7 separate regions of the Homo sapiens genome follow, and all the other regions are linked to region 1. The links are chromatin loops, found by intact Hi-C in ENCODE. Cell type or tissue: heart left ventricle. All regions are shown on one strand.

Region 1 (4,000 bases):
TTTTCTCTATGCCATTAAGTTCTTTGGCACTGATGATGAATTTCCTGCGGCAAGGAAACCATTTTTTACTTTTATCAGCTATTCTGAAAGTCAATAGACTGACGCAGTTATCAAAATAACTGCCAATATTATAAGGTCCAGGCCCTAACTTCCTGCCACCTAAAGCAATGATACTCAATTAGGGGTAGTTTGCCTGCTCTGGAGACACTTGGCTGTCATAACCAGGGGTGGGGGGTGCTACTGGCATCAGGTAAGCAGAGACCAAGGATGTGGCCCAGAATCTTTCAATACACAAGATAACCCCCTATAACAAAGAATTAGCCAGTCCAAAATATCAGTAGTGCTGAGGTTGAGAAACCATGATCTAGACTTTTCTACTGAACTTTTAATCCACCTTGTACTCTACTGAGAAACCAATATCGCCAAACCATCACTTTTCTCCTTCACTCCTAAACTGCAGTAGCTCCTCAGCCCGGGGAGACTAAGTCTGTCCTTGTCATCCTGGCACTTAGATCCTGGGGATTCTGCCCACATACATATTCAGACTCTGCTTCTTTCAGATTTTTATCTGTCCCGCCCTCAGCACTACCATACTTTAACTGATGTTACCCCGCAAACACACATTTTGGGAAGATCCTCCCCACCTCTCTCCTCAGATCCAAATCTTACTCATTCTTTGAGGCCCACGCATGCTGCATGCCCCTGTAACATTAAGTCTGCCCATACCACTGCCTTTTGCACTTACACGGATTCACCCGTCTTACACTGTTACATTGCTATTCTGTCTACCTCGCTTCCTCAGCTACTCCCTGAAGGAGTCCATATTGTATTTCTGGCCTATTGATCTCAGTTTACACAGCGTAAAGTGTGAAAACTGTATTAGTGTATTGAGATTCTCTTCAATGAGATAATGAGTATAAAAAGCACTCTATATAGTGCCTGGTACACAATTAAGTGCTCAGAAAATTATAGTGTCATAGTATCTATAGAAGCATGCATTCAGGAGCCCATAGAAGGTGCTTAATAAATTGTTTAAATGTGGTTATATATTGGGGAGAGCATGCCACACAGACTAGTCTGGTATTTGGAACTAACAGCAAAGAAAAACTTGCATAGAAATCCTACACCAATTAACACACCTTCATGCTAGACTGAATCCAGGAGCAGGGGTGTCATGTTTTCCCAGAGTGGTGCCCAACCCAACCTTTTTGCATTTAGCAAGTTAATGAACACCTTGTGAATAACACTTTGCCAACTCTGGCCCAGTTTAGAAGGCTGCCAATAGGATATCAGTATGCCACACCGTCTGCTTTCCTGGGGACCCTGCTGTCCTCTCCCTAAGTGCTTCTGCTTTCAGCCGGTGGAGAGTCTGATGTGCCTAGAGAAGTTGCGCAGTGGGACGAGGCTGCAGCGAGAGCCTGGCCTTTCCCCAGGCGGAAGAGAGCCTTGTCTCAGATCCTGAGAGAGAAGTGAGTGGGGGCATGGCATTCCGAGCAGCCCAGGTTTGGCTTTGGGCCAGGCACTGAGTGGCAAACAAGAAGGAACACATTCCGGGAAGGCAAGGAGCCCTGCCAGCACGAAGGCAGCAGCGAAAGCAGGGCTCTGCTGGGTACCAGGTGTTCCTTGGCTCTGTGGAGGTCAGGCACGCAGGCGGATGAACTCAGGTTTCTCTAGAATATCATTTCAGAGGCTTAAATGCCTCCCACCCTCTCGCTGTCAGCGGACAGGGCATGTGGAACTGTTAAACGTTAAAACTCTCTGCTCTGGGGCCCAGCCCGTGCTCTCTAAATAAAGGTAGGAGCGGAAAGAGTGTTGTTGCCATCATGAAATCACACTTCACAGGAGCCAGATTTCGGCGATTCTGTGTCTAAGAGAAAATGCTAATCCAAACAAGGGCAGGTTGGAGAAGAGCCTGGGATTTCTATGCCCTAGAAACTGCACTCTCCACCCTTGCAGCCCAGAAACACAAACACACACACACTTGTTCTCCACGCCTGCCTTCCGAGTGGCCAGAGCTGGGGGAAGTCTGGAGAGCCCTCGGAAACGCCGTCCTTTCAGAATCAGCGCTGGCCCTTCCCCAGGTGATGAGAGAAGAGAGCGAGGAGGACCAAAGCGGAAGCGGATAGAGCCATTCTTTTCGGGGCAAATGGCCACACAAGCCTTCCTGAAGATTCCCTTCTTACTTTGGATAGGTAGGTGACCTGGACTGGAGGGGCCCTGGGCCCGTTTTCCCCAGCAAGGGGACAGGAGTAGCTTTTTCTGAGGGAGGACAACGAAGTCTTTACTCACCCCTCTGCCTCTGCGTCTTTTTGCTGGACTTTGCTGCCGCCTAGTGGCTCAGTTGTCATCACTTCCTTCTCTGAGAGAGAGACAGCCAGCCTTGGATTGAGTTTGAGGATCTAGCCTCTCAGTCTAGTCCTGAGGCAACCTGGAGATCCTTCTCTGAGAAGTTTCTCTGCTCTAGGACTCCCTGGTTCTGTGGCCCAGCAGCTAGGAGAGAGGAGCACCATGGGCTTCTAGGCCTCACTCAGTCTGGCAGTCAGGTAGAGGGGCCATGGCTGGCTGGCTGGGCACCTGGGAGAGGGGGTGGGGGTAGTTTCTTATTCCCAGGACATCTCAGTGGGATGAAGTTGTCCTTGAGTCCCCCTCATTCCTGAATGCCTTTTTCGCTAATAATACTGCCCCTCCCATGACCCTTCCTTTCTGCTAAGGCCCATGTTGCAAAACTGAGGCTCTGGCATAATGTATATTTCCTTTCTGTTTCCCCAAATTTAAGGCAGCTATTTCTCCCTGATAAAGTTAGCTCATTGCCATGATAAATATATGATTATATGCCTTCTCTGTGATGCTGCTGCTATGAATCAGTCCCTGGGAATAGTGAGGAGTGGGCATACTTTAAAGAATTTTATTGGATTGGTTTCTCTAAGTCCCTGAAAAGCCTATAGATTATAAGCTATATTTTTCTGTGTATTATATCCAGGTGTTTATTTCCTCTAGCAAAGGAAAGCACTTGGTTTCAACAACCACTGATCTGCCCTACCAAACTTTCCGATCTGAGCTGTAATACCCAGGGACTATATAAAATCCAAACTCTTCTGCTTACCCCACCAAACTCTTTTCTTTTAACTTTTAAAAAATTGTGGTAAAATGACATAAAATTTACCATCTTAACCATATTTAGCATATAGTTCAGTAGTGTTAAGTACATTACACTATTGTGCAACCAATCTCCAGAATTCTTCATCTTGCAAAACTGCAACTCTATACCCATTAAACAATAGTTCTCCACTTCCCCCTTCCCTCAGCCCCTGGCAGCCACCATTCTACTTTCTGTCTCTATGAATTTGACTACTCCACATACCACCTATAAGCCAAATCATACAGTATTTGTCTTTTTTTTAAGAGATGGGGTCTCGCTGTGTTGCCCAGGCTGGTCTCAAACTCCTGGCCTCAAGTGATCCTCCCTCCTATGTAGCTGGAATTACAGGCATAAGCCAGCCACTGCACCCTGCCCAGTATTTGTGCGGGGTTTTGTTTTTATTTTTTTTTCTTTCTACAAGCCTGGATTCCAGAAATTTTTTTTTTTTGGACTGGATTATTTCACTTAGCTTAATGTCCACAAGGTTCATCAATGTTATAGCATGTGTCAGACTTTTTTTCCTTCTCAAGGCTGAATATTTTTTCATATATATATATATATATATATATTTACATATCCATGAGTAGATGAATATACATATTTCATTGTGTGTGTATATATATATAGAATATATAAACATATATATATAGAATATATACACATATATATATATATGTTTATTCATCCATGGGTGGACACTTGAGTTGCTTCTACTTTTCGGTTATTGTACATAATGCTGCTATGAACATGTGTGTTCAAATATTTCTTCAGTTTGGGCCCTGGAGGTCGAGGCTGCAGTAAGCTGTGATCACACCACTGTACTTCAGTCTGGGTGACTGAGTGACAGAGTGAGACCCTGTC
Region 2 (4,000 bases), 260 kb before region 1:
TTCTTTTTCTTAGCAACTGGGTTTTTAGGCACCATTCCCTGCCTGGAGTACACCTTCATAATTATAACAATCTCCGCTCATGGCTTCTTTCTCTAAAAACACTTGGGAGTAAATGGGTAGATGAGGTGCTCTACCTACAAGAATAATAATTTCCAAAATAATGTACATCTCTTTTGTATAGAAGATAGATAAACAAAAACTCAAAACTTACCTCTCTTTGGCCTGGCCCAGCTAACTTCACAGGTTTCCATGCTGGTTCATCTTCTTTATGGAGTTGAGGATTTTTACTGTTTAAGGCTTCTTTGCTGACACTTTAAATAAAACAATGAAATTACATTTCAGTTCTTAGCAGATATCCCATGGCAGCCAGGTTAAAGACTTCCAGCAAATTCCATAAATATTTTCAGATCTTAGTCAATTCCCAAGACAATTAAGTCATATTTTTTCTGCTTAGCTAATTAGTAATAATAATCCTGAACCTACGCATAAGACTGAATTACTAAAGGCCTTGTCCTGATGATCAGTGGGTATATTCCACTATGAATATGACATATGTTTAAGAATAGTAGCTGCAAAATAAACTCAAGAAATAAAATAGATCTGATGATGGGGAAAGGAAAATACCAAACCCCTGAATCTTTAGAATACTAGTCTTACAAGGGGCCTTTCCATCTAATCATTATAAAATACCTGAAAAATAGCCATCCAGGGATGAGGATCTCATTATATTTTATACTGAGATGGTTCTTATTGGTTAGAAAACTCCTTCTGAAATCTCTCTTTGTAGTTTTCATCCACTGTCTTTGAGTTTTAAAACTTGACGTTGAGGCTGGGTGCAGTGGCTCATGCCTGTAAACCCAGCAGTTTGGGAGGCCGAGGCAGGCGGATCACCTGAGGTCAGGAGTTTGAGACCAGCGTGGTCAACATGGCAAAACTCCGTCTCTACCAAAAATATAAAAATTAGCTGGGTGTGGTGGCAGGTGGCTGTAGTCCCAGGTACTTGGAAGGCTGAGGTAGGAGAATCACTTGAACCCAGGAGGCAGAGGTTGCAGTGAGCCAAGATCGTGCCACTGCACACTCTAGCTTGGGTGACAAGAGTGAAACTGTCTCAAAAAAACCAAAAAACAAACAAACAAAAAGCTTGATGTTGAATAGCCTAAAATCAACACTGGCAGGGTAAGAAATTGTTATCAAACTAAAAGTATGCTCCAGACAATACAGGTGTTACAGTGTTAGCTTATGAAAATTTAATTTTGATTGAAAAACTGTATGATGAGAATGCTTTATCATTAAATTCTGGGCAGAAATAGATGCCAGAATCTGATGAAAAAGTGTATATAACCTTCATGGCCCCAATTACCTATATTAACTCAGTACCATGAGTCTCATCAACAACATATTGATAATCTCTCCTGAGCAGAACTGTAAGCTCCTTGAGAATCATATCTTACTTCCAAGGATAGTGCTAGCTAAAATTAGACACTAACTTATGATACTAGTTGGTAGATTAATTGTTCTTCCATTCAAAATCTTTCATTTAATTTTTATAAAAGTAAGTCTAGGAGCCATAAGAAATTATCTTGCCCTTTGCCTCTATGCAATAAGCCCGAAACAAACACAAATAGATGCAATCTTTGCTAGCTATAGGCTTCTTAGAGATCTCCCTTTTTGAGCAATGTATGTACAATGTGTATAAGCCTAGCAATCCTAGCTTGTTCTAAAGGATTCTCTTCTGGCTATCAAAATCTCTCTTGCCACAGTTGAGCCTATTGGACCTTCATTTATCCTCCAAAGAGAAACAACAATTAATAGGATCTTGATAGTACTTGACCACTGCAATTAACCTTTTAACTCACAACATTTTCTTTAGACTTCACCATGAATTCTTTTTGTCCTTTCTCATTAAACAGTTAAAAACTACTGTGTACTCATCACCACTACAGTACAAAAGGGACACTAACCTAGTATTACTTTCTAATTATAAAACCCAATGCCGATCCTTAATGATGAAATGCAAGTTCTAGTCCCAGCCATTTCTCTAAATACATGATCTTGAATAAGTCATTTCACCTCTATGGGCCCCAGTGACCTTATCTGTAACATGTGGGAACTGGATTACATAATTCAGAAGCACCAGCATTTATGATTCTACAAAATGTTAATGTTTCTAATATTACTTATACAACAGGATGAGATTTAAAGTATGAATTTTATCTGTAGAGTTTAATATAATCTAATATATAATAATTTTAAAGATAAGTAGATCATTAATAAAGCAATAAAAGAAATCAACTCAAATACACCTACAACTATGTATCTTGGAAAAATAAGATAAATATTTCACAAGGATGATTAATATTTTTTAGAATCCACAATTTGTTTTTTACAAAACAAATTCATGGATCCAACAGCTACTTTATAAGTGTATACACCTATAATACATACACACACATAAATGTCATAATTAATAGACATTAAAGAATATTAAAGAGCTCACTTACAGATATGCATGGAATACCATGTATCACTAAACTTAGAATGACAGGGAATATGTTTTTAACACTCTCTTATGGATGCATATGCTACACAGAGTCTTTGAACTTCTGGGAAATCTGTAGGTTAATGGGTGGGAATAATACTTAAAACTGTCATTAAGCTCAACTGCACTTTGTAATACTATAGAGACTCTTGGAAAAATATATTATTGATCATCTCTTGCCCACATTTACAAAGGATTTCTCTAAAATCCATATGAAATTTTAAAGGGTGGAACATTTAAATGTTTGGGTTATATATAAAAGGAGAGAAAAGGTTATTTTCATTGTTAATGTAAAATTTATTTTTAACCCAAAGATACAGCCCTCCTTTCATTTCAATGATGACATTCTCCATAAGAACCAAAAGAATCTACCAAATATAAAGATAATACAAGTATCTTCAATTTTGTTAAATTTGTTTTTACGTACCACTTAAAAATGCTTTTCTCATGACTACCTCTAGTTTAAAAAAGTATAAAGAAATTCTACTTACGGCTGGGTGCGGTGGCTCACACCTGTAATCCCAGCAATTTGGGGGGCAGAGGCAGGTGGATCACCTGAGGTCAGGAGTTCGAGACCAGCCTGACAAATATGGTGAAACCCCATCTCTACTAAAAATACAAAAATTAGCCAGGCATGGTGGCGTGCACCTATAGTCCCAGCTACTCGGGAGGCTGAGACAGGAGAACTGCTTGAGCCTAGGAGGCAGAGGTTGCAGTTAGCTGAGATCACACCACTGCACTCCAGCCTGGGTGACAGAGTGAGACTCCATCTTAAAAAAAAAAAAAAAATTTCATTTCTATTTATATGAAGTATAAAAAGTAAACTCTTGGAAACAGAAAGTAGAATGATGGTTGCCAGGGGCTACAAGGAAAAGCAGAGTTGTTCAATGGGTACAGAGTTTTATTTTACAAGAAGAAAAAGTTCTAGAGATCTTTTGCAAAACAATGTATATACAGTTAACACTACTGTACTATATTATTTAAAAATGGTTAAGATGGGAAATTTTATGTTATGTGTTTATCACATACAAAGAAGTATAATGAACGTAATGATGACCATAAATAGGCCAACAGCTGTAACAAAACAAATTAACTTCTTTAAAGCCTGAAACAAACAACCTTCAACTACTAAACTTCACAGCTGTAAAGCAACCAGTATTCGGTGAATGCCTACTATGTTTATAGGCACTGTACTGCCCTTCACAAATGCTTCTCACTTAATGGGGAGGAACCCAGTATTTACTCTGCTATTCATGATCAGTCAAGGATTCCTAGGATATAACTACATCCAACTTCAGGTGATGGTAGAGTCAACAATTAGGGAATATTTTTACAAAGAGAAAATGGCCAAGTTGAGCAGCCACTTTACACAAATAGTTGGAGCAGAACAAGGCACCTTAATAAAAATACTCCAAGAAGTTTCCCATTTATACATAAATAAACATTTCACTTACAGGGGAA
Region 3 (4,000 bases), 130 kb before region 1:
CACCACCAAATCTGGCTAATTTTTGTATTTTTTGTAGAGACAGAGTCTCCCCGTGTTGCCCAGGCTGGTCTCGAACTCGTGGGGGCTCAGGTGATCTACCCATCTTGGCCTCCCAAAGTGCTGGGATTACAAGCGTGAGTCACCACACCCAGCCAAAAAAAATCCAGTTTTCAACAACAACAACAAAAAATTATAAGGCATGCAAAGAAAGAAGACAGTATAGCCGATACAAAGTAGAAAAAGTATTAATTAATAACTGTCCCTGAAAAAACCCAGACATTAGACTTACAAGATTTTAATCAGCTATTTTAAACGTGTTCAATGAACTACAGAAAGTCACATTTAATGAACTAAAGAAAACTATGAGAACGCTATCTCACCAAATAGAGACTAATATACAGGACTTTAAAGAAATTAATCCAAAAAGAATTCTGGAGTTGAAAAATATAACTGCAATGAAAAAGTATCCAGAGGAGCTCAACAGCAAATATGAGTAGGCAGAAGAAAGAACCAGTGAACTTGAAGAAAAAATCAACAAACATGAAGACAGGTCAATTGACTCTCGTCTAAGGAACAGAAGAAAAAATAAAATGGAGACCACAAGGTCTCAGAGACCTGTGGGACACCATTAAAAAGACTCCTATGGCAGGCACGGTGGCTCACACCTATAATGCCAGCACTTTGGGAGGTGGAGGTGGGTGGATCACCTGAGGTCAGGAGTTTAAGGCAGCTCACGCTTATAACCCCAGTACTTTGGGAGGCAGAGGTGGGTGGATCACCTGAGGTCAGGAGTTCGAGGCCAGCCTGGCCAACATGGTGAAACCCCGTCTCTACTAAAATTACAAAAAAAATAGCTGGGCATGGTGGCAGGCACCTGTAATCCTAGCTACTCAGGAGGCTGAGGCAGGAGAATCACTTGAACCCAGGAGGCGAAGGTTGTACTAAGCTGAGATCACACCATTGCACTCCAGCCTGGGCGACAAGAATGAAACTCTGTCTCAAAAAAAAAAAAAAAAAAGAAAAGAAAAAAAGGCTCCTATACTGGGGGTTCTAAAAGGAGAAAAAAGAAAGGGACATAAAGAATACTTGAAAAAACAATTGCCAAAATCTCTCTCCAAATTTGATGGAAAACATTAATCTGCACATCCAAGAAATTCAATGAACTCTAGAGAGTATAAACTCAAATCCACATTTTGACAAACCAAAATTCTTGAAAGGCAAAGACAAAGAATTTTGAAAGCACCAAGAGAGAAATTCCTCATCAAGGAATCCTAACATAAGATTAACAGCTGATTTCTCATCACGAACCATGGCAGACAGATAACGTATTCAAAACGTTGAAAGGAAAAAAAAATTGTCAATCAAGAAGTATATATCCAGGAAAAATAAAGGAGAAATTAGAATACTGCCAGATAAACAAAGTTGGACTTCACAGCTATAGATGGTCCTTACAAGAAATACTAAAGGGAGTTCATTTTTCTGACTGAAATAAAAGGATACTAGACAAGATTCAATTAAACATGAAGAAATAAAGAACACTGGTAAAAGTAACTACATAGGTAAATATAAAAGATAGTATAAATTAATTAACTCATTGATTGATTGATTGACAGGATCTCACTCTGTTGCCCAGGCTGGAGTGCAGTGGCATGATCTCGACTCACTGCAACCTCTATCTCGTTTCAAGTGATCCTCTCACCTCAGCCTCCTAAGTAGCTGGGACTACAGGCGTGCATCACCACACCTGGCTAATTTTTGTAGAGATAAGGTTTTGCCATGTTGTCTAGGCTGGTCTCGAACTCCTGGCCTCAAGTGATCTGCCCACCTTGGCTTCCCCAAAGTGCTGGGATTACAGGCAGGAGCCACTGCACCTGGCCTATTTTTTATGTATAACACTTTTTTCCTATTAAACTTGAGAAATTACATAAAGCAGTAATTATAAATGTGTTGATGGATGTACCACCATAAAGAAGTAATTTGCATAACAATTACAGGACAAAGGAGCAAGAAAGGAATAGAACTACATACAAAGTTTGTTGTATACTATCAAAATTAAGTTGTCATTATTCCAAACTACATTGTTATCAGATTTTAACTACAATGCCCAAGGTAACCAATAAGAATATAAAAAATAATAAAAAGAAATGCCAATGAAATTAAAATGGTACACTAGAAAACATTTATTTAATGCAAAAGAAGGCAGGAATAGAAGAACAGAAGAACAAAAAAAAATCGTAACACATATGGAGAACAAACAGCAAAATGGTATTAATAATCCTACCTTATCAATAATTACATTAAGTAGATCAAATGCTCTAATCTAAAGGTAGATAAATGGCAGAATGGATAAAAGGAAAATGTATGGTCCAACTGCATACTGTTTACAAGAGACAAGCTTTAGACTCAAAGACACAAATAGGTTAAAAATAAAAAGATGGAAAAAAAAGTTACCATGCAAGCAATATCCAAAAGCAAGCTAGAGAATACCAGATAAAACAATAATTACTAATTATTACTAATATCAGGTAAAATAAAGACCAAACTTGTTCCTAGGGACAAAGAAGGCCATCTTATAATGACAAAAGGGCCAATCCATCAAGAAGACATAACAATTTAAAATATACATAAATGTGTGTCTAAGAACAGAGCCCAAAAAAACATTGAGCAAAAAAACTTTTTTTTTGAGATGGAGTTTCGCACTGTCACCCAGACTGGAGTGCAGTGGCGAGACCTCGGCTCATTGCAACCTCCACCTTCCAGGTTCAGGCGATTCTCCTGACTCAGCCTCCCAAGTAGCTGGAAATACAGGCGCATGCAACCACACCTGGATAGTTTCTATACTTTTAGTTTCACCATGTTAGCCAGGCTGGTCTAAAACTCCTCATCTCAAATGATCTGCCTGCCTTGGTCTCCCAAAGTGCTGGGATTACAGGAGTGAGCCAGTGCACCCGGCCACAAAAAGAACTTGACAGAACTAAGAGAAGAAGCACACAATTCAACAATAATACTGAGAGACTGCAATACTCCACTTTCAATAATGAAGAAAGCAACTAGACAGAAGATGAACAAGAAAAAGAGGACTTCAAAATTACTATATACCAATTAGACCTAACATATGTTTATAGAACACTCCAGTCAACATAAGGAGGATATATTCATATATTTTTTCAAGTCCACATGGAGTATCCTCCAGGGTAGACCATGTGTAGTCTACTACAAAACAAGTCTCAATAATTTAAGGAGATTGAAATCATACAACTACTCCAAACACTTTGCAGTGAAATAAGAAATCACATTTCCACGGCCAGGCATGGTGGCTCACGCCTGTAACATTTTGGGAGGCTGAGGCGGGCAGATCACAAGGTCAGGAGATCGAGACCATCCTGGATAACATGGTGAAACCCCGCCCCTACTAAAAATACAAAAAATTAGCCAGGCGTGATGGCAGGCGCCTGTAGTCCCAGCTACTTGGGAGGCTGAGGCAGGAGAATGGCGTGAACCCAGGAGGCAGAGCTTGCAGTGAGCCGAAATCTCACCACTGCACTCCAGCCCGTGCCTCAGAGCAAGACTCCGTCTCAAGAAAAAAAAAAAAAAAAAAAAAGAAAGAAAAGAAATCACATTTCCAAAATACAAATACATGGAAATTTGACAACACATTCCTAAATAACCAGTGGGTTAAAGAAGTCACAAGCAAAATTATAAAATACTCCAAGATGCACAAAAACAAAACACTACACCAATACATGGAAAACAGTTGAAGCAGTGCTTAGAGGGGCTTTATACCTGTAAACCCATATAAAAAAGATCTCAAATCTATAACCTAACCATCCACCTTAAGAAACTAGAAAAAAAAGCAAACTAAACCCAAAGCAAGCAGAAGGAAGGAAATAATAAGCATCAGAGCAGAAATAAATGAAATAGGAAATAGGAAAAAAAATAGAGAACATCAATGAAACTAAAGATCGGTTCTTTGAAAAGATCTTCAAAATTAAACTTTTAT
Region 4 (4,000 bases), 410 kb before region 1:
TGCACAGGACCCATTTTCAATATTTAGCCCATATACACCCATGTGTGCATGTACACACACACACACACACACACACACACACACACACACACACACTCGGCATCTGCCACTCAGAATGTCTGAGGCGACATGTCTAGCTCTTCTTTACCCAGTAAATGGCACCAGTTCTCAGGCCCAAGAGATACTGAAGAGGTGCCTTGGAAATAAAGCAAACCTAGGGATGTGTTGTTTCTCATCCCTCCCTTCTCTGGCAATCCTAGTTCCTTTTTCTTTCAAGTGACAAGTGGCAGCGGCCCGTGGAGGCCTCTCCTTTGCTCTGTCCCAGGCGGTGATGGCACCAGACATGCAGGGTAGGTGAGGCAATGCGGAGGCACAGATGCAGAGCACATCTAATGGTCGTCAGCAGTCATGGCAAGTGACCAGGAAATCCCAAGCCTCCCGGCATTGTCCAAGTCACTTATGCACAGAATAAGTCTGTTCCCCTTGTGATCCCATTGTGTATTTTCTCACATACCCTCGCCTAAACCCTTCTCCAGTCCTCCCTGGTGGAGCTAACCACACCACACAGTTCTGTGCTTTTCATGGTCAAATTTCCCTTTGTCTAAGTGCTTCCAGCATCATGATATCACCATCTCAGGGAAGGGCCCTGTTGCTGGCATCCAAGAGTGGTCCATACTCACACAGCCATTGATCAGGCCTCTGTCAAACTCTTGGCTTGTTTCATTTGATTCCTAGAGTTCCAAGTCTAAAGTCATTTACTTTTTTCTTGCTCTTTATTTTGTCTCTCTTCCATAATGTCCCACTGACCTCTACACTAGCCCCTGAATTCACTGACCTCATTTATTATCTGCTAATTACCTGTGTACAGTTCCCCCCTTCAACATGACATATTTCTATTTTGATCAACATGTCCGCATATAAGGCAACCGAACTGATCTCGAATAGTTTTCCTGCTGCCTGAAGCCCAGCCAGTGCCTGACCTCACCACCTTGTTCCTGCTTGCTAGCAAATAGAGGAATAATTGAATTGCAATCTTGAACAATGGGAGGTGGCCAGGTGCTGTCTCCCTTTCTAAATATATTAAAACTGACCCAAAGAAGGAAACCACTGCGGTCACTAGACTCAAGAGTTGTAGATATGGGTCAGGCGCCGTGGCTTATGCCTGTAATCCCAGTACTTTGGGAGGCCGAGGTGGGCAAATCACCTGAGGTCAGGAGTTTAAGACAAGCCTGGACAACACGGCAAAACCCCATCTCTACTAAAAATACAAAAATCAGCCAGGCGCAGTGGCAGGCACCTGTAATCCCAGCTACTTGAGAGGCTGAAGCAGGAGAATCACTTGAACCCGGGAGGTGGAGGTTGTGGTGAGCAGAGATCGTGCCACTTCACTCCAGCCTGGGTGACAGAGCTAAACTCTGTCTCAAAAAAAATAAAAAAAGATTTGTAGATCTGGCATTTTCCCACCTTCAGAGAGCCAGAGGGCCTCTGAGTTCATTTCCGTGGAGCTGGACCATGGACAATGTCCATAAACGCCGTAAAATGTCAAGGGAAGACAAGCAGTGGCCAGGTGCTGGACAACCCCAGCAGGACCCATCTTCCCAAGACACAGAGCATTCCTATGGGAGCCTGTATCCTTTTGATTAAAAAAATTTGATTTCTCCCTTATTTGAGTGCCAAGTGGTTGAGATAGTTCCTTTTGCTTTCCTATCCACAAACATCTAAGTGGAAAAGCTAAACCCGCATGGTCTGAAGGAAAAGGAATAGGCTAAATAAGATCTTTACTTAATCCCTTAATAGCCGGGTCCCACTGCAAGCTGTGAACCATGTATTCACCTTTATAACTGCACAGTGTACTTAATGTTTGTTGAATTTAATTAAAAATCTGTTCTATTTAATGGAAGGAGATCTGTAGCTGGACAAACTTTAATTCCACAAAAGTTCTTTGCATCCCATTAACTTTACAGTCAGTACTGCCTTTTACTCAGCCAATAATTGTGCTTAATTGGAACGTTATTTTAAATAATGGTCTCAAGTTATAGCCACACTGTAAATTTTTACTACCAGGGTAATTTAAACAAATGATCGTTTCAGATTCAACACTGTCTTGCAAACTGTCAAGTTTCTTACTACCCTCTGGGTCAGTGTGTCATACAAGATGAGCTTGAAAAACCACTGAAACACTTTCATGACTGATGAAATATTAAGATGTTTATGTTAAAAGATAGCCCCTATGTTGCAGTTAAAATTGTAAGGAGTTGGAACTTCAGAAAATATGAATGCCTGGCCAATTAGCAACAGAGATAAGACAGAGTTGTAGAATAAAGTATAGTGTTCTTCCCGGCAGGAGTTGTATACTGGCCTGGACTGTGGGGAAGACAGTTATTTGTGAAGAAGCATCTTCCCGTGGTTGGTTCAGGTTCAGGGGTTACATTTCTCACGTTATAAACGTCCATTAATAATAGCTCAGTGTTGCCACCAGGTGGCAGCAGAGAAAGGAAGGCAGAATTGAATCAGCTTTTTTTTTTTTTTTTTTTTTTTTAATTGACACCTAGACATTCCATTTAACAAATTCTGGCTTTTTATCGAAAATAGATGTATCCTTATTAATCCAATGAAAGTAAAACAAAAAACCTAAAACAGTTATAAACATTCATTCAACACCATTCAAACATTCATTCAACACGGTCATTTATTGAGCCCCTGCTACTCTCCTAGGTACTGGGGCTACAGAGATTAAGAAGTAGCCCTGTCCCTCAGAAGCTCACGGTCTCATGGGAAGTAGACAAATGCTCAGATCACTGAAATACCATTGGATGGGTACTTTATTAGAAGAACATGAAAGACGCTTGCCAAAGGGGGAGGCAGCTGCTCTTCCGCCCTTTCTTGAATCTTCTACTTCTGTGCTTCAACCTATCCCTTAAATGTACCTGGTGTAGCAGGCTAGTTTGTCAGGCAGGTACTTTCATTCCAGTTTAATGACCTAGACAGCCTCCTCCCTCCAAAATATACATGCACATATCTACCCAAACCCAATTCTTTCTCTAGAACGAAGCTTGGCCCATTTAGGACACTTTCTCTTTGACGCTTCCAGAGAACTTTAGAAAAGTTACTATTTGTGTTCCTTCTATAATCATTCCCCTGCCTAGGGAATCTCTCTTTTGTTATCTTGAACTATAATGAAGATGCTTTGTATCTGCCTTTGAGCATATTTAGACCGTGTCCACAAATAGATTATTGATTCCTTTTAGGGCAGGCTCTTCTTTGCACCCCCACAGTTCCTAGCAAAGACCTGTGAGGTAGGTGTGTGTAAACCCTCAAATGAAGGGGGAGCGTAAGTGTGCATGCATGTGTGAATTGTCCTCACTGTTTCTGTGCCCTCTCTTCATCAGCACCCGAATCTCTGTGCATCTCCACCCATAGCCCAGCTTTCCAGTGTGTGGGACTGTCCTTCAGACATTCTCCTGTTGTTGCAGGATCGCAGTACCCTATTTTCCGCTGTGTGCACAGAAGCACTCATGAAGAGGCTCCTGAGAGTTACTGTGACTCCAGCATGAAGCCGACCCCCGAGGAGGAGCCCTGCAACATCTTCCCTTGCCCAGCCTTGTAAGAAGGCCCCTCCATTTAGGTCGCCTATTACCGGGTCACTTCAGGTCACTTATGCACAGGACCTTAGGAACAGATATAAGTCAGTCTAAATCTGAGTTAGAAATACAAGACTTGGACCATGCATAAAATGCAGTCTGTTTAGCAGGCACACCTGTCTTTCAGGATGAACTCAGGAGCTGATAGCCTTTAGCAAGTCAACCCACTTCTGGGAAGCCCACCCTTGACAAAGCTGGAGCAATTAGGTTTGAGCCTGGTAAGGAAAACAAAGGAGGAAGCAAAAAACGAGAAGCCAGTGTAGTTGGTGTCGTAGGTGAGCTGTTCACAGAGAGAGGATAATGCAAGTCACAAAAACATCAGCCTGGAGAGGCCAAGAAAAGTGTCTCGGGAGAGGTCT
Region 5 (4,000 bases), 280 kb before region 1:
ACAGTGTTTATAGCCCTTGTACTTTTTTTCTTTTTTTGCACAAATAGTAGCTTTCTGTACAGTGTTTAGCCCTTGTACTTTTTTTTTTCTTTTTTTGAGACAGAGTCTCGCTCTGTCGCCCAGGCTGGAGTGCAGTGGCGCGATCTCGGCTCACTGCAATCTCCACCTCCCAGGTTCAAGCGATTCTCCTGCCTCAGCCTCCCGAGCAGCTGGGATTACAGGCGCCCATCACCACACCTGGCTAATTTTTTTTTGTATTTTTAGTAGAGATGGGGTTTCGCCATGTTGGCCAGGCTGGTCTCGAACTCCCGACCTCAGGTGATCCACACCTGCCTCAGCCTCCCAAAGTGCTGGGATTACAAGTGTGAACCACCGCGCCTGGCCAGCCCTTGTACTTTTTACTTAACAAAACATCTTGGTGAATGTCCCCTTTTCCTTTAATGTTATGCTACATCCTATTATATAGATGTATCTAATTTATTTAATCATTTCCCAATCTATTTAGGTTGTTTTCAGTCTTTTGCCATTACAAACTCTTCTTCAATAAAGAACCTCGTGCATGTCAGCATGTTACTGTGAAAAAGTGTGATTGATATGCCTACTAAACAAATTCTTAGGTATGTTATTGCTGGGTCAGTTTTTTTTTTCCTTTAACGTTTTTAAGGTTTTTAATACATCATTGCTAAAGTACATTCTCCAAGAAGATTATGCAAATTACACTCCTATTTGTATTATTGAAAAATCTGTCTTATGTTTCCAAACTCTAGGTAACTAATTTATTTTCAGCTTTGTTCAATGATGGAAAAAGTAGAAAATCACTGTTACTTCACTTTAATTTGACTGCTAATAAACATTTATTTGTGTATTTCTAGACATTTCTATGAATTGCACTTATTACAGTTCCTGAATTATAATAAAATAGTTGTTGAATAAATGTATTCATATGCTTGTACATTTTTATTTTGAAGTGTTGTTCTTTCCCTTATTGATATGAATAACTAATCTTTTAAGGCTTAAAGTATATAAAGTGCCTAAACATATCTGTTAGTAAGAGGTTCTCTGTCTTCCCTATCCTTTCCTTTGTATACAATCTCATTTATTTTCACAAAAATCTCAGTGGTGGGTGGCATTATTCCTGCTTTACAGATGAGGACATTGAGACTCAGAGCTTAAGTTGTCCAGTGTTTCTCAATGAGAAAATCCTCTTGGAAAACCAAAGCAAACCAGGCTAAGGAGTTAGGTATACTACTTTCAAAATTCTGTACTTGTGAAAAGGCAGAAACTTCGCAATAGGCAAATAATCTATAAAACAGTCAGATCGCACTTCTAACACAGATAGTGGAAAAGCTGCAAGTAAGGATGTAAAAAGATTTGGGAATTTTGTTTACAAGCAAGAGGGGATGATTTATAATCCTGAATATTAGTAAGGTAGATGATAAATATTCTACAATTAGAATTTGCAATTTTTGGCAGGGTTGAATCCAGGTTTTGTAGGCCCTAAAGTTTAAAGTTTCCAGAAGAAAGTAAAGACGATAGGAGGAGGAGGGGAAGTGGGAAGTGATGGCAGCAAATGTAGCTTAAACAGAAGGAACCAGGGGGAGAGTAGGAGGAAATGAAGCTTAGAGAGGCAGTCACGCTCAAGATCATGTCAAGCCTTGTAGGCATGGTAAGAACTTTGGGTTTCATTCTGACAAACACTGGAAATCACTAAACAGTTCTGAGTAGAGAAAGGATATGATTTGATTTTTATGTTTAAAAAGTAACTATGGCTATTACATAGAGAACTATAACGGGAGAAGAGTATAAGAAGGTAGACCAGTATGAGACTCATAGTTCATCGGACTGCTGTTGATAGCAGTGGAGGTGATGTGAAATGGTAAGGTATTCAAAATATTTTGAAGGTAGAGTCTTGATCAGACTCCTCCCAAACGCCTTCATATGAACATGCAACACTTAAGCCAATCAAAGCAACTGGCTCAACATAGCAGCTTCTTCATTCACACACATTTGTACATACTGTTTTTCCCAATGGCTAGATATTGACTGTCTAAACCACTACTCACTTGTCAAGAATTAGCAAAAGTATTTTTCTCTTCTGTAAACTATTCCTTCATTTCCCCTTTCTGTATCCAACAGCACTTTGTATTATTCCTACTATAATATTTATCATACCTGACAGTAATAATTTGAAAACTTTTTACTGCCTCCACTTGTAGATTATGCACACCTTAAGGGCTTAATTCATCCTTGTAATTGCACAAATTATCATAAACCACATAATATATATGTGATATATATTTTGTATCTATGTTTCTATCTATTGTATTATATATATGATAGATATTATAAATGATGTTGTGTATATGATGTATATATGATAACATCATATATTGGATATATATCATATAGATGTGTCTAATTTATTTAATCATTTCCCTATATATTTAGGTTGTTTGCAGTCTTTTGCTTTTACAAAGTCCTCTTCAATAAAGAACCTCATACATGTCAGCATGTCAGCGTGAAAAAGTGTGATTGTATATATTGTGTGATTGTATATAAACATGAACAATGATAAAATTTGTTCAAATGCCTTCAGAAATGTCTTTTGAATTGAAAGTATTTATAATTGTAAAATCCTAAATAACCCCTGTTTTCTTTAGAAGGGAGAGAAAACTCCTGAAGAGCTCCTTCCCCACCCCTAGTTCTGAAAAGAAATAATATTTTTTCTTTCATGAGTAAACAATTTCAGTTTTCTGCCATTTTAGGAAGCTATCATTGATAACAAGTCCAGTCACATCTAATCATTCTAAATTTTTGTAAAGATATAAATATGATTATTGCCTAGGTACCTGATAAACTTATTTCATAAATATATCCACATATATATTGTATGATATACCTCAGACAACTGATCTGAAAATTACTTTTTTAATTTAAAAAACAGATTATAACTTACCAAATCAGTTTCCTTTTTCCTTCTTTTCTTTCTTTCTGTTTTTGGCACCTGACAGGGGGACAGGAGATATATGGAAATTGTGATAACAAAGACTAACATACTTTCTTACTTCATTGCAAATGTTAAGATACTTGCTCAACAGGTAACACAATAGTCATTTCTTTATTCTCCAAGAGGAACTGTGCAGTGCTAATAAGCAAATGTGAGAAAAAATTTAAAATCTGATAAAACATAATTGCCAATGACAGCAACAGAATGGAAGGATACTTTAGAGATTATTCTTTTTTAAACCTCAGTTCTGCCCAGAAGCCACCGCCATATTAATTTAAATGATTGTTTTATTTTAATCATTAATTGATTTTTTTTTTTTTTTGAGACGGAGTCTTGCTCTGTCGCCCAGGTTGGAGTGCAATTGGTGCAGTCTAGGCTCACTGCAACCTCTGCTTCCCAGGTTCAAGTGAATTCTCCTGCCTCGGCCTCCTGAGTAGCTGGTATTATAGGCACACACCACCACATCTGGCTATTTTTGTATTTTTTGAGACCGGCTGGTCTCAAACCCCTGACTTCATGATCCACCCGCCTCGGCCTCCCAAAGTGCTGGGATTGCGGGCTTGAGCCACCACGCCTGGCTGGTATTTTTTTTTTTTTTTTTTTTTTTTTTTTGAGACGGAGTTTTGCTCTGTTGCCCAGGCTGGAGGGCAGTGGTGCAATCTTGGCTCACCACAACCTCCACCTCCCAGGTTCAAGCAATTCTCCTGTCTCAGCCTCCCAAGTAGCTGGGACTACAGGCGTGTGCCAGCACACCTGGCTAATTTTTGTATATTTAGTAGAGACGGGGTTTCACTATGTTGGCCAGTCTGGTCTCGATCTCCCGACCTTGTGATCTGCTCACCTCAGCCTCCCAAAGTGCTGGGATTACAGGCATGAGCCACTGTGCCAAGCTGATTGTTTTAAAGATTTTACTTCCCGTATTTTAGCTGTAGAAAACTACCATGGAGCTAAATATAAAATATATACAAAAAGGCAACATTTGGGACACGGAAA
Region 6 (4,000 bases), 400 kb before region 1:
CTTCCAAGATGAGCATCTGACTGTGCCCCCAGTCCCAGGAGCAGACACTAATTTGGCCATCTGGGAGGCTCTAACCAAAGAGAAACAGATGGAGAGTAAGTGCTGATCTGGCCACTGACTCAAGCTTCTGCCCTAAAGCTGAGTCCAGGAGAGCTCATCCTAGTTCTTCGGTGTATCCCTATTTTCCAAGCCTCCCATCCCAAACATTAGCGCATGGTACTGCGGAAACAGTGGGGGAAGGTGTTTGTGAGCTCAGCCTCCTTGCCAGCATGAGGAATCCTCTGCAGTGCCCCTGACATAGGTCACAGCTCTTGCCCAAACCCTTTATCAGAAATTCACCCTGTGTCCAGACAATTACATCTATTTCTTGTACAGCTCAAGGTGTCAAGAGGTCTCCTTTTACAGTTAACCAAAGTGTTTCTTACTAAGTCCCACTGTCCTTTAGAAAAGGACAGCCCTACAGCCATTGGGGAACCCCTTCCACTTTCTCCAGGCTAAAAATATCTAGTTTCCTCAACTAATCCTTTTGTGCTTCAGTTTCTGAACTCATTCGTGTTCTCAGTAAACTTGATGGATTTCCTGTATCAGCAAATGGATGAAAAGAATGATGCTGGACTTTCATTTTTATATTGGAATGATTCTTTTTCTTAAAAATGTTGGCTTTTTTCTGGTTAAAAAGTAACACAGTATTGTTTTAAGAATATGAGAAATTTGGAAAAGTATGCTCCAAACCTCTTCACCAAAAGAAAATTTGAGATTAAGCTATACTTCAAGTTTTTTCTTCTCATACATACTTTACCTACATAGCTTTTTTTCCTCATACGTATTTTAAAGATATAAATGTATCTTTATATCATAATGTATGTATAATTTGGTCACCTCTTTTCACTTAATTATTATAAGCATAAAATCTTTAAAACATGATTTTTATTATAATAAGCTATAGAACTATATAACTGAAACAATCTCCTATTTCTAAATGTTTGGGATTTTCTAGTTTTTATTTTTATTTTTATTTTTATTTTTATTTTTGAGACCAGGTCTTGCTCTGTTGCCCAGGCTGGACTGCAGTGGCACAATCATGGCTCACTGAAGCCTTGACCTCCTGGGCTCTAGTGATCCTCCCTCCTCAGCCTCCTGAGTAGCTGGGATTACAGTTATAAGCCTCCATACACGGGTGATGTTTTACTGTTTAAAACAGAATATTTTAAAAGACTTCAGTAAGTGTTCTTGTGCATAAATCTTTATATGCACCTCTTCTTATCTCTGTAAAATAGTGGGGGCGTGGAATCATGTTAAATTATGGGAAAATATTATGAATGCTTTTTGAACTCTTAATACATTTTAGCTAATTGTTCTCCAGAAAGATTATTTCGGTGTAGTCTTCCAAGCAGCAACTGAGAGCGCTTTTACAGTCATTTTGTTGCCATGATTCTTTAGTTTGTAAATTCCATGTCTCTACATTTGCCACTCTCTGAAAAGGCAGGGGGCACAGAGCACAATACGTACAGAGAAAAAACAACTCTGTGGGGAAAATAGCTGCAGTGGTTCATTCCTCTGTGTGTCTCCCACATTTATTTAGAACAGTAAAAAGCTACATGTAAATTTTCCAAAGATTTCCACTCTACCTATTTCCTCTCCAATAATGACTTGCAGATTTCCCCTTAAAGTAATTTTGCTTTGCATTTCAACATAAGTTCTTGCCGAATCTAGCTTGGCTTAAAATTATAAATAGAGCAAAGAATGAGCACTTTATTCTATTCAGGGAACTCTTTCGTTCGTTTTGGAAAAGATGTTCTAAATCATGCAAGTTGGGTGCTATGGTGTAAGTAAATAATTTTTGCCTTATCTACCCTCAGAATAGATCATGAATTCTAAATGTTCATGCTTATTTTAGAGTAGATGAGTGGGAAGGGAGTACTATTGGGTTTAAGAAACGCACATTGGCTTTGGTATCATCTCCATGACCATCACTTATTTCGTATTTGACCCTGAGCCAGCTACTGATTCACCGAGCTTCAGTTTTTTCAACTGTAACATTGCTGAGTAACCGCTGCAGTAATATATTTGAAGCTATGACCTAGATGAGGTTGGCACAGTGGGAAGGATTTCCTGTGGGCTGCTTCATTCTTCTTCAGCTGCGTGTTACCAGGGGCCTTTGGGCCACCAGTTGGTCTTAGAAAAGGTTCAGCCCCTGGAATGACCAGCGGATGGCAGTCTTCCACTTTTGAATAGTTGCTTTGTGTAGAAAATGGCCTCGTTAAGCTTTAGTCTGAACTATGAAATTTTTTATTACTGGGAATAAACACGTGTTGAGCACCTGTTACATGCCAGTCATGAACGAGACACAGCTTCCGACTCAATAAGCTCAAGAGGGAGAGACCAAAGAAAATTAAAGTTCGCAAACACTTAAGAGTACAGAGTGTGTCTTATTGCCCAATTTAAAATTAATTAATCTTTACCTAAGTGAATTGAGGTTGTAACCCCAGTCTGAATCTTCTGTTAAACTTCTAGGGACACAAAGTTTCTTCTGGCTTAATGACTCACCTTAAAAACATCTTTTCAGCTGCTTGTACTTGAGAGTGGGCCTTATCAGAAGTAAGCATCGTTGACTTTTCAGTTCTACAAATCAATGATAGGTTTAAGCCCATGTGCAATTTTTAATCACAACAGGAAAAAAACACTTTTAGAAAGTCCACCAGCCTTAGTTTGGTAACACCTAATTTCTAAGAAAGTTTTCCAGGAAAAAAATACTGAATCATTTAAATTATAAGAAATGATGCATAAAGCTGAAGTTCAAGAATAGTCATTACAGCCTTATAGTCCCTTAGGGGCCAGTTGGGCCAAGTTTAGGATTTAACTGTTGCTGGAATGAGAAGGCAGTCCCCACCAGAGGGTTGCTTAGGAATTCCATGTGTTTCTGTGTTTTATCAGCCCAGAAGTTCAATTACGAGTCATGTCCTCTTCTGACTAGCAAAGCAGATTTGGTCCTTTTAGGAACATCCTTTAAGGACAGTGGGTGGGTGTGGTTTGGAGCCTCACCTGGAAGGTTAGTCCCCACTCCCTGGTAGGGACTTCTCCTTCCCCTTGCTTCTGCTGACAGGCTTCCTGGACCAGGTCGTGAGTGGGGAGCTCCTTTCATGTTTACACTTGTTGGGCTTTTCACTGAAGGTGTTGTAATAAAATGAAACTCCTCTACAGGCCTCATCCATGTGATGTCCTCCCATTGGGCACTGGCATGGTCCTTCATATTCTTCTTTTAAATTAGGTATATGGGGATGTGAAGACACTTTCCCAAATGTATGTGCATTACTTGGTTTTGAAAGCAGAAAATTAAGTTAGCTAGTCAGATGGAAATTACTTGGAAACAAGTAGCCTAAGGGTTGGAAACATGAAGATAACTGAAATTCTGTTTACCTTTTATTCTTTTTTTTTTTTTTTTTTTTGAGATGGAGTCTCACTCTGTCACCCAGGCTAGAGTACAGTGGCATGATTTCGGCTTACTGCATCACTGCAACCTCCACCTCCCGGGTTCAAGCGATTCTTCTGTTTCAGCCTCCCAAGTAGCTGGAATTACAGGTGCACACCATCATGCCCAGTTAATTTTTGTATTTTTAGTAGAGATGGGGTTTCACTATGTTGGCCAGGCTGGTCTCAAACTCCTGACCTCAGGTGATCCACCTGCCTCAGCCTCCGAAAGTGCTGGGATTACAGGTGTGAGCCACCACACCTGGCCTACATTGTATTCTTTACAAGAGTATTTAAATGTCTTGAGTTTTAAAGTTAGGAAGAAAACCAGATCATACATGGCTGAAACAAACAAACAAACAAACAAACAAACAAATCCTTTAGCCTAGAATATTCCAATTATTGTAACAAATTTTAAGCTAAAGGACTGAGTCATTGTCCCAGATTTCTAATAGCAATCTAGCAAAATAGCAAAGGACATGAAATATGCAAATAGCAAAATAGCAAAGGACATGAAAAATGTCTGCAAACC
Region 7 (4,000 bases), 200 kb before region 1:
CCACCTCCTGGATTCAAGCTATTCTCCTGCCTCAGCTTCCCAAGTAGCTGGGATTACAGGCATGCGCCACCAAGCCCGGCTAAATTTTTGTATTTTTAGTAGAGACAGGGTTTCTCCATGTTGGTCAGGCTGGTCTTGAACTCCTGACCTCAGGTGATCCACCCACCTTGGCCTCCCAAAGTGCTGGGATTACAGGCGTGAGCCACTGGGCCCAGCCATGTTGTCTGTTCTTAAACTAAAGAAATAACACAGCATATATTCTTTCATATCTAGCTTTTTGCTGAGGATTTTTTGTGACTCATTCATTCTGAGTATCAGTGGTTTGTTTCTTTTCATTGCTGAGTAATGTTACATGGTAGGAGTATATCACAATTTGGTCATCCATTCTTCCACTGATGAACATTCAGGAACTATTATGAATAAAAGCACTTTAGAATATTCTTTTTTATATGTTTGTAACAGTTTTATTGAAATACAATTCACCTACTAAACAATTCCTTGATTTAAAGTATACAATTAAATGCTTTTAGTATAATTCATGAAGCTACATAAACATTACCACAATCAATTTTAGAACATTTTGATCATACAAAAAGATACTCACACTCTCTATCATCCTCCCCATCTCTTAGCTCTATACCTGACCCTCTAGCCCTAGGCAAACACTAATCTAAGTTCTGTCTCTACAGATTTGCTTATTCTGGACAATTCACATAAATGGAATGATACAATATTCCATTTTGTAATATAGAGTATTGTATGATTCCATATTACAAATATGGAAACTGTACTTCTTTGATATAATGAGAACCAGGCATGGTGGCTCGCACCTGTAATCCCAGACACTCGGGGGGAGGCTGAGCAGCGAGGATCACTTAAGGCCAGGAGTTCAAGACCAGCCTGGGTAATACAGCAAGACCCACCTCCAAAAACAAATTTAAAAAAAGAAAAGGCCAGGCATGGTGGCATGTGCCTGTAGTTCCAGTGTCTTGAGATGCTGAAGCAGGAAGATAACATGAGCCCAGGAGTTTGAGGCTACAGTGAACTGTGATAGCACCACTGCATTCCAACACATGCAACACAGCGAAACCCGGCTCTTAAAAAAAAAAAAAAAAAAAAATATATATATATATATATATAAAATACGCCCAGCGTGGTGGCTCACGCCTGTAATCCCAGAACTTTGGGAGGCCGAGGCAGGTGGGTCACCTGAGGTCAGGAGTTGAAGACCAGTCTGGCCAACATAGTGAAACCTCGCCTCTACTAAAAATACAAAAATATAAAAATAGCCAGGCATGGTGACGAGTGCCTGTAGTCCCAGCTACTAGCGAGGCTGAGGCAAGAGAATCGCTTGAACCTGGGAGGTGAAGGTTGCAGTGAGCCAAGATTGCACCACTGCACTCCAGCCTGGGCGACAGAGCGAGACTCCGTCTCAAAAAATATATATATCTATATATATCTATCTATATATCTCTCTTATATACACGTAGCATATGTGTGTAGCATATGCATTAGCATATATACACATATGTAGCATATATAGCATATATTCATATATGTAGCATGTATGCTATATATGTATATATGTATGCTATATATATATGCTATATATGCTATATATATATACACACACACACACACACACACAAATATATATATATATATATATATATCTTAATGCTTTCAAGGTTCATTCATATTGTGGCATGTACCAGTATTTCATTTCTTTTATGGCCAAATAACATGCCATGTATGGATATACCACCTTTTGTTCATCCATTCATCAGTTGATGGAACATTTGGGTTGTCTCTACTTGTTGGCTATTAGAAAGATGTTGTAAAGAATATCTGTCTACACATTTTGTTTTGTTTGTTCTTCTAAGTACATACCTAGGAGCAGAATTGGTGGGTCAAATACAATTCTATATTTAACTTTCTGAGGAACTGCCAAAACGTATTACGGAGTGGCTACATCAGTAGTATACAAGACTTCTAATTTTCCATATCCTCACTAAAATATGTATTAGGCACTGTCTTTACTGATATTCAGCCTTTTGTCTTGTATAAATACTTCTCAGGTTACTGGGAGCCTTTGATTAAATTCCAGGGTTCTGACAAAGTTGTTTTGACAATTTTTGCCAATTTTCTCATTGCTATTATGAAAAAAAATTTAGAGGTCCTTACCCCACCATTTCACTGATGTCTATCCAAAACCCTTATTCTTAATTGCCCTACTATACTGCCCAATACAGAAGTAATTTATAAAAAAAGTCCTTTTTTTTTTAACAAAAGTTTATTTAAATCTATTAAGTACTAGGAAGAATTGTGTACAGAGTACAGCATAGAGATTCTAGACTTATGGTGATACCCAAATCAATTTTAGTATCTGGTCATTTTTGAAAATAGATGGTCACTAGAACGCTTCTCCCACTTACATAAACAAACAGAAGTACATCAGAGTTACATAGTCTATTGAGTGGGATGAAGAAGAGAAACAGGTTCTGTGGAAAACCTTGAAGCTCTCTCATCTGCAGACACTATATAAAGGGTTTCAGCTTCTCTCTTTGTAGATGAAGAAACTGAAAAATACTTTGGACCCTCTTGTTCACGTCTCATCCTGATGGCACAGCTGAATTACCCATCTTTGCCTAGCCTTTTTAGACTAGTTTAAATTCCTATTTGGCTATACTTTTATTAATAACTCCAAAAGAATCAAATAAAGCATCATTGTACTCAGTTCTACATACTGTATAATTCCCAGTCAGGTTATTTCTGTATAATTCCCAGTCAGGGTGTTTCTTGACAATTAACTAAGAGTCCACTGAAGTTTTTAATTAAGATATCATCAAAGGAAATAAAAACATACTGTAATTCTGCAGATTTCATCTTCTTTCTTCTTTAGAAAGTATTATCTTTGCCCTCTTATTCTCATATCCAACATCTAGAATTGGTCACCTCACCTTTTCTGCCTTTCATATTTTCTACTTCGTCTTAATCTGTAATTCCTATTTCATCTTAATATGACTGCATAATATTTACGGTCATTATAAAAATTCTGGATCTACCATTTAAACCATTTTTACAATCTGTTAGTTTTTACAGTGATACAATGTTCCAACTTTATAATATGTTTTTATCCTAAACCTACCAAAAGAGAGTAGGTAGGAAGCGGTGTGGAGAAAATAAAACGTTAGGGTGAATGCTGGCATTGACACTGATATATTGTAATATAAACAATTACTTTCGGAAACAAATCTGCTCAGGCTTCAAAATGCAAACAAACTAGAGTTTTTCTTTTCCTTTATAAAAAGTAAAAATTTTAAAGTTTTTTCCAAGGAGAAATTTTGGGTGGCTGGAATGTTGTGTTTCTTAACCTAGGTGGTAGTTCCAGGGTTGTGTTTACTTTGTGGTACTCCACTGAACTATACATTTTTGCTTTGTGTACTTTTGTATATGCATGTTATGTTGAATACAAATTTTCAAAAAGAGATTATTATATGGAAGCTCTGTACTAGCCAGAAGGGAAAACAAGATTAGAAAATAAGGAATCTAGACTTTATCAAGGTAGAGAAAATACAGGTTGTTTATCATTAATAACATTGCATGTCATTGCCGATATTGATAATAACAGATATGTAACAACTAGCTTTCACAAATAATAGATTTTAAATGCCAAAGGAATATACAGATAATGTGAATAAAGTAAATAGGCTTTGACAGTAAATACAAGAAAAGTTTCTTCTCTTACTCAATTATGTCTTAGCAGGATGCTAATCAATTTTGAGTGGTTTTCTTGATTAGAAGTTTGTCATAATAAACAAGAAAGCATCTTAAAGAAAAAAAATTTTCCTTAAAGCTTTTTACAAAGATAACCTCTTAGAAATCACTTTGTAAAAGGCAAAGCAGGTTTGAGATAGTCCTTTTATTTCTCTAATAAACTATAATTCTCCCTATACATCTACAAAGACCAGTTCAAATACTTTACAATCTAAAAAATGGA

What was found. Peaks named below come from ENCODE experiments on the same cell type or tissue, not always from the same donor. Only the 100,000 strongest peaks of a DNase experiment are listed, where the experiment ranks them.
Region 2: a loop joins it to region 1, with 2.6 times the contacts of the local background. A loop is called at or near these places in 13 of 110 quality-filtered maps.
Region 3: a loop joins it to region 1, with 2.2 times the contacts of the local background. A loop is called at or near these places in 5 of 110 quality-filtered maps.
Region 4: it touches region 1 in a loop (11-fold over the local background); 85 of 110 quality-filtered maps call a loop at or near these places.
Region 5: it touches region 1 in a loop (2.9-fold over the local background); 4 of 110 quality-filtered maps call a loop at or near these places.
Region 6: it touches region 1 in a loop (4-fold over the local background); 85 of 110 quality-filtered maps call a loop at or near these places.
Region 7: a loop joins it to region 1, with 3 times the contacts of the local background. A loop is called at or near these places in 2 of 110 quality-filtered maps.

The regions. Positions count from the first base shown.
Region 1 is chr15:72,153,880-72,157,879 of GRCh38, forward strand. LOC124903522 (a long non-coding RNA gene) reads left to right here and starts at 1,270. Exons shown (of 3, transcript XR_007064706.1): 1 at 1,270-2,192. RefSeq lists an enhancer at 1,987-2,076. In heart left ventricle, a CTCF peak has its summit at 2,329 (motif pointing left); DNase peaks (open chromatin) are centred at 1,512 and 2,302; H3K4me3 peaks cover 1,068 bases.
Region 2 is chr15:71,893,468-71,897,467 of GRCh38, forward strand. It overlaps MYO9A (myosin IXA), which reads right to left. Exons shown (of 42, transcript NM_006901.4): 25 at 3,994-4,000; 26 at 212-311. Among named protein-coding and RNA genes, the nearest start is that of NR2E3, 85 kb to the left of the region's middle. In heart left ventricle, no CTCF peak of the experiment used is centred here; no DNase peak of the experiment used is centred here.
Region 3 is chr15:72,022,696-72,026,695 of GRCh38, forward strand. The region is part of intron 4 of MYO9A (myosin IXA); the gene reads right to left. All of the region lies in intron 2 of MYO9A-AS1 (MYO9A antisense RNA 1), which reads left to right. Among named protein-coding and RNA genes, the nearest start is that of MYO9A-AS1, 31 kb to the left of the region's middle. In heart left ventricle, no CTCF peak of the experiment used is centred here; no DNase peak of the experiment used is centred here.
Region 4 is chr15:71,741,633-71,745,632 of GRCh38, forward strand. THSD4 (thrombospondin type 1 domain containing 4) reads left to right here. Exons shown (of 18, transcript NM_024817.3): 12 at 3,474-3,603. Among named protein-coding and RNA genes, the nearest start is that of THSD4-AS2, 52 kb to the left of the region's middle. In heart left ventricle, CTCF peaks have their summits at 2,475 (motif pointing right) and 2,681; no DNase peak of the experiment used is centred here.
Region 5 is chr15:71,872,835-71,876,834 of GRCh38, forward strand. MYO9A (myosin IXA) reads right to left here. Exons shown (of 42, transcript NM_006901.4): 32 at 2,957-3,004. Among named protein-coding and RNA genes, the nearest start is that of NR2E3, 64 kb to the left of the region's middle. In heart left ventricle, no CTCF peak of the experiment used is centred here; no DNase peak of the experiment used is centred here.
Region 6 is chr15:71,750,654-71,754,653 of GRCh38, forward strand. All of the region lies in intron 14 of THSD4 (thrombospondin type 1 domain containing 4), which reads left to right. Among named protein-coding and RNA genes, the nearest start is that of NR2E3, 58 kb to the right of the region's middle. In heart left ventricle, a CTCF peak has its summit at 2,212 (motif pointing right); no DNase peak of the experiment used is centred here.
Region 7 is chr15:71,955,212-71,959,211 of GRCh38, forward strand. The region is part of intron 14 of MYO9A (myosin IXA); the gene reads right to left. Among named protein-coding and RNA genes, the nearest start is that of MYO9A-AS1, 36 kb to the right of the region's middle. In heart left ventricle, no CTCF peak of the experiment used is centred here; no DNase peak of the experiment used is centred here.